Linked DNA regions of Homo sapiens: region 2 is linked to region 1. Evidence: read pairs that join two places in POLR2A ChIA-PET (ENCODE). Cell type or tissue: endothelial cell of umbilical vein. All regions are shown on one strand. Each heading gives the region's core, and the rest is flanking DNA. Links, peaks and the distances in the headings are about the cores only. Region 1 overlaps GLG1 (golgi glycoprotein 1). Region 2 overlaps ZNRF1 (zinc and ring finger 1).

The links. ChIA-PET counts read pairs that join two places held together with the same protein. Peaks named below come from ENCODE experiments on the same cell type or tissue, not always from the same donor. Only the 100,000 strongest peaks of a DNase experiment are listed, where the experiment ranks them.
Region 2: POLR2A ChIA-PET joins it to region 1 with 14 read pairs; 2 of 35 experiments call an interaction of 5 or more read pairs at or near these places.

The regions. Positions count from the first base shown.
Region 1 is chr16:74,602,140-74,605,052 of GRCh38, forward strand. The region is part of intron 1 of GLG1 (golgi glycoprotein 1); the gene reads right to left. Among named protein-coding and RNA genes, the nearest start is that of GLG1, 3.5 kb to the right of the region's middle. In endothelial cell of umbilical vein, for the core only: no CTCF peak of the experiment used is centred there; a DNase peak (open chromatin) is centred at 1,792.
Region 2 is chr16:75,049,741-75,052,653 of GRCh38, forward strand. All of the region lies in intron 1 of ZNRF1 (zinc and ring finger 1), which reads left to right. Among named protein-coding and RNA genes, the nearest start is that of ZNRF1, 52 kb to the left of the region's middle. In endothelial cell of umbilical vein, for the core only: no CTCF peak of the experiment used is centred there; no DNase peak of the experiment used is centred there.

The DNA of each region.
Region 1 (2,913 bases), core at 296-2,795:
GGTTTATGGTTTGCAACACTGAAATGTTAATTCCTGTTCAATACCTAAATTAGTTTATTTAAATATTTACAAAGCATTCACTCTGTGCAAAGCTTAGAGCATGGCTACAAATTTATAATCTGAGACTGATATATCAAGAAAAGGTGGCAAGAAAGAATTTTTTTATGTTTTTCTTTTTAGTGTCAGAATTACTTGCAAAAGAAAGATTATACATTTAAATACAAAAACAAACAAAAAAAACCTTCTAGTTTTTAAAAAGTATTTATCACAGACATGCTTGAAGTATTTGAAATGACAGTATCTGGGATTTGCTTTTAAATATGCCAGCCTCCCAACCCTGTGCCCTAAAAATAAAAGGGCGGGGCTGGGCGCGGTGACTCACGCCTGTAATCCCAGCACTTTGGGAGGCCGAGGCGGGCAGATCACGAGGTCAGGAGTTCGAGACTAGCCTGGCCAATATAGTGAAACCCTGTCTCTACTAAAAAATACAAAAATTAGCCGGGTGTGGTGGCGGATGCCTGTAGTCCCAGCTACTTGGGAGGCTGAAGCAGGAAAATCGCTTGAACTCGGGAGGCTGAGGTTGCAGTGAGCCAAGATCGTGCCCCTGCACTCCAGCCTGGGTGACAGAGTGAGACTCTGTCTCTCAAAAAAAAAAAAGGGTGGGAACAGTTGAAGCTGGGTGATGTATACCCAGGGACTCATTACCCTATTCTCTCTACTTCTGTGTAAGAAAATCTATGGGGCACGCACAATGGCTCATGCCTGTAATCCAGCAGTTTGGGAGGCCGACGCAGGCAGATCACCTAAGGTGAGGAGTTCAAGACCAGCCTGGCCAAGGTGATGAAGAGGCTGAGACAGGAGAATCACTTGAACCCAGAAGGCAGAGGTTGCAGTGAGCCAAGATTGTGCCACTGCACTCCAGCCTGAGCAACAGGGCAAGACTTCGTCTCAAACAACAACAACAACAACAACAGCAGCAGCAGCAGCAGCAGCCAGGCGCAATAGCTCATGACTGTAATCCCAGCACTTTGGGAGACCAAGGTGGGCAGATCATGAGGTCAGGAGATCAAGACTATCCTGGCCAACATGGTGAAACTCTGTCTCTACTAAAAATACAAAAATTAGCTGGGCGAGGTGGTGCGTGCCTGTAATCCCAGCTACTTGGGACGCTGAGGCAGAAGAACTGCTTGAACCAGGGAGTCAGAGGTTGCAGTGAGCCGAGATCACACCACTGCACTCCAGCCTGGCAACAGAATAAGACTCCGTCTCAAAAAAAAAAAAAAAAGAAAATCTAATCTATGAACATCACAAACTTTTTATTAGAGACGGTGTCTCACTATGTTGCCAGGCTGGTACTGAACTCCTAGCTCAAGCAATCCTCCTGCCTCAGCCTCCCAAAGGGCTAGGATTTCAAGTGTGAGCCACTGCGCCCGGCTGAACACCACAAACTTCTAAGGAACCAAGGTCTCCATCTGAAACTTCGAAATACAAGACACTAGTGGAAAAAAAAAAAGTGCTACTGGCCATTTCAACCAAGAATAAGTAAAGTATTTTAAAATGACTGACAACATCAAGCATGCCTTCCTTATCACATACTAAGCAACAGTATCTTCTCTTTCTTTGGTATTATTACTCCACCTACTAGAACAGCCCAGGGAATATTTTTTCTTTTCTGCCTTACACTTTCTAATTTTTTGTTTTTATTTAAATAACTTGAACTACTAATAATTATACACACACAACTAGGACTACTAACACACCATTACTGGCTATTACATCTATTATTTCATAGTGGACCCATGATATACTTGGCCTTTTTAAAAGCATGACTCATCCGAGAGCGTTAAAAAAAAAAAAAAAGAATCCCAAGGCCAGGCACAGTGGCTCACAACTCTAATCCCAGCACTTTGGAAAGCCCAGCTGGGAAGATCACTTGAACCCGGAATGTGGAGGCTTCAGTGAACTCTCAAACCCAGAAGACTGAGGCTGCAGTGAGCTATGACTGCACCACTGCACTCCAGCCTGGATGACAGAGCGAGACCCTGTCTCCATAATAAAAAATTTTTTTTCAGAAAGAAAAGTTCCATAAGGTTCCAAAAAGCAAAAGTTAAGTTTGACATATGCCAAGTACTACAGTGAATCCACATGAATGAACTGATATGTAGGCACTGTACTAGGTATCACAAGTATTTTAGAGAAGACAAGAATTCGGAAGGGTGTGCACAGATGATATGGAAATACGACACCATTTTATACGGTATAAGGTACTTGAGCGTCCTTGGATTTCAATATCTGCAGGAGGCCTGGAACCATCCTCCAGTGATACCAAGGAACAACTGTACTCATATGCTCTGCCTTTTCATAATTCCAATAATGGGTACGGATAGGAAAATGTTCCCTGCATTTGCATGCAAAGGGACAGAAAAGTACATATATCTATTTCACTATCAAATAGTTCTACTTACTGAACAGCAAATACAAAACATATTCTATACATGTTTCTTCAAATGTGCCTAACTAGTTTACTTCTTTAAGTTATGCTCTTTCAAACACATAGATCAGATTTAATTAACTCCCAGACTAAGCAGAATGAAATTTCCTTTCGCTGTCTTTAAAGAAAAAGAAAATAGGGTGGGGGTGGTGGCTCACACCACTAATCTCAGCACTTTGGGAGCCCGAGGCTGGCAGATCACAAGGTCAGGAGATCGAGACCATCCTGGCCAACATGGTGAAACCCTGTCTCTACTAAAAATACAAAAATTAGCTGGGCGTGGTGGCGCTCGCCTGTAGTCCCAGGTACTCAGGTGGCTGAGGCAGAATTGCTTAAAGCCGGGAGGTGGAGGTTGCAGTGAGCCAAGTTCAAGCCACTGCACTCCAGCCTGGCGACAGAGTGAGACTCCATCTCAAAAAAAA
Region 2 (2,913 bases), core at 106-2,605, 450 kb after region 1:
CCTACATAATTACAGTGCAATAGCAAAATGAGGCAATTGGCATGGGTGCTGTTAGTACCATCCATAGACCATATTCAGATCTCATCACTTTCACATGCACCCATTTGTGTGTGTGTGTGTGTGTGTGTGTGGTTTAGTGCAGTTTCATCATACATATGGGTTTATGTATCCAACATCACAATCAAGATAACTGTTCCACTACCTCACAGATCCCTAATGCTGCCCATTATAGTCATACCCATCTCTCTTCCCTCCTCCCCATCCCTAATACCAGTCAGCCACTAGTCTCTTCTCCAGCTCTAGAATTTCATCATTTCAGTAATGCTATATAAATGGAATCATAGGGCATGTAATCCTTGGGATTGGCTTTCTTCACTTAGCATAATTCTCCAAACTCTTGTGTATTTCAATAGTCTATTCCTTTTTATTGCTAAGTAGTAGTCCATGGTATGGATGGACCACGGTTTGTTTAATCCATCCGAGGACCTTTTTAAAATACTTGTGCCCAGATGCAGTGGCTCACTCCTGTAATCCCGGCACTTGGTGAGGTCGAGGCGGGAGGATTGCTTGACCCCAGGAATTCGAGACCATACTGGGCAACATGGCAAAACCCTGTCTCTACCCAAAATACAAAAATTAGCTGGGCGTGGTGGTGCACACCTGTAGTCCCAGCTACTTGGGAGACTGAGATCAGAGGATGGTTTGAGCCTGGGAGGCAGAGGTTGCAGTAAGCTGAGATTGTGCCACTGCACTCCAGCCTGGGCAACAGAGCCAGGCCTTGTCTCAACAATCAATCAATCGATCGTGTGTTCCTGATATTAAAAAAAAAATAAAAATACTTGTAGCCGCCGGGCACGGTGGCTCACGCCTGTAATCCCAGCACTTTGGGAGGCCAAGGCGGGCGGATCACGAGGTCAGGAGATCGAGACCATCCTGGCTAACACGGTGAAACACCGTCTCTACTAAAAAAATACAGAAAAATTAGCTGGGCATGGTGGCAGGCGCCTGTAGTCCCAGCTACTCAGGAGGCTGAGGCAGGAGAATGACATGAACCCGGGAGGTGGAGCTTGCAGTGAGCCAAGATTGCGCCACTGCACTCCAGCCTGGGCGACAGAGCAAGACTCCGTCTCAAAAAAAAAAAAAAAAAACAAAAAAAAACAAAAAACTTGTAGCCAGGTACAGTGGCTCACACCTGTAATCCTAGCACTTTGGGAGGCTGAAGCAGGAGGATGGCTTGAGCTCAGGAGTTTAACACCAGTGTGGGCAACATGGTGAGACCTTGTCGCTACAAAAAGAAAAAAAAAAAAAACAAAACCTGGGTGTCGTGGCACATGCCTGTAGTCCCAGTTACTCAGGAGGCTGAGGCAGTAGGCCCACTTGAGCCTGGGAGTTCAAGGCTGCAGTGAGCTATGATTGCACTGTACGGGTGACAGACCACCCCCTCCACTACTACCCACCTCCAAATACATCTATTTTTTTTTTTCTGAGACGGAGTCTCACTCTGTCGCCTAGTCTGGAGTGCAGTGGCACAATCTCAGCTCACTGCAGCCTCTGCCTCCCGGGTTCAAGCAATTCTCCTGCCTCAGCATCTCGAGTAGCTGGGATTACAGGTGTGTGCCACCACACCCAGCTAATTTTTTACATTTTTGGTAGAGAAAGGGTTTCCTCATGGTGGCCAGGGTGGTCTCAAACTCCTGACCTCAAGTGATCTGCCCGCCTTGGCCTCCCAAAGTGTTGGGATTACAGGCATGAGCCACCGCATCCAGCCTGCATCTTCCCCTTTTTTTTTTTGGGGGGGACGGAGTCTTGCTGTGTCTCCCAGGCTAGAGTGCAGTGGCATGATCTCGGCTCACTGCAATCTCTACCTCCCGGGTTCAAGCGATTCTCCTGCCTCAGCCTTGTGAGTAGCTGGGATTACAGGCATGTGCCACCACGCCCAACTAATTTTTGTATTTTTAGTAGATATGGGGTTTCACCGTGTTGGTCAGGCTGGTCTCGAACTCCTGACCTCATGATCCACCCACCTCAGCTTCCCGAAGTGCTGTGATTACAGGCATGAGCCACAGCACACAGCCCATCTTTTTTTAAACTATGTTTGTTTAATCATCACAAATCTATTCATCTATCCACTCCTTTATTTATCTATCCACCTCTTATTTTGTACACATTTCAAAGTAAACTATAGACATCTGTATACTTATCTTTAAATATTTCAATATGTACATCATTAACTGGTGTTAAGTATTTCTTTATAGCTTTTCCTCTTGGTGGAAAGTTTACATACAAAGAAATGTACACATTTTAAGTACATGTTCACTGGGTTTTGACAAGTACATGCATCAGCAAAACCCAAAACCCTATCAAGATAGAGAATGTGCCCGGGCGTGGTGGCTCACGCCTGTTTTTCCAGCACTTTGGGAGGCCAAGGCTGGAGGATTGCTTGAACCCAGAAGTTCGAGACCAACTTGGGCAACATGGTGAAACCCCATCTCTACCAAAAATACATAAAAATTACCTGGGTGTGGTGGCGTGCACCTGTAGTCTCAGCTGCTTGGGAGGCTGAGGTGGGAAAATTGCTTGAGCCCAGGAGGCAGAGGTTGCAGTGAGCCAGCATGGCACCACTGCATTCCAGCCTGAGTGACAGAGCCAGACCCTGTCTCAAAAAAAAAAAAAAGAAAAGAAAAAGATAATGTTATGTTACCCCACCTGCCTCACATTGTGAGTCAGTAGACTCATAGTTGGGTCCAAACATAAGATGTTTGTAAAAAGGTCCCTGATTTTGACCACTACCCTTTTAAATAAAGAAGCTTGGGGATGTGAAAGTCCTCCTCCAGGTCAGCAGGCTTGTTTAAGGTGAGACCATGTCCTCTGACCTCAGGGCTATGACTGCCATTCTCACTTCTTCAAGGCCAC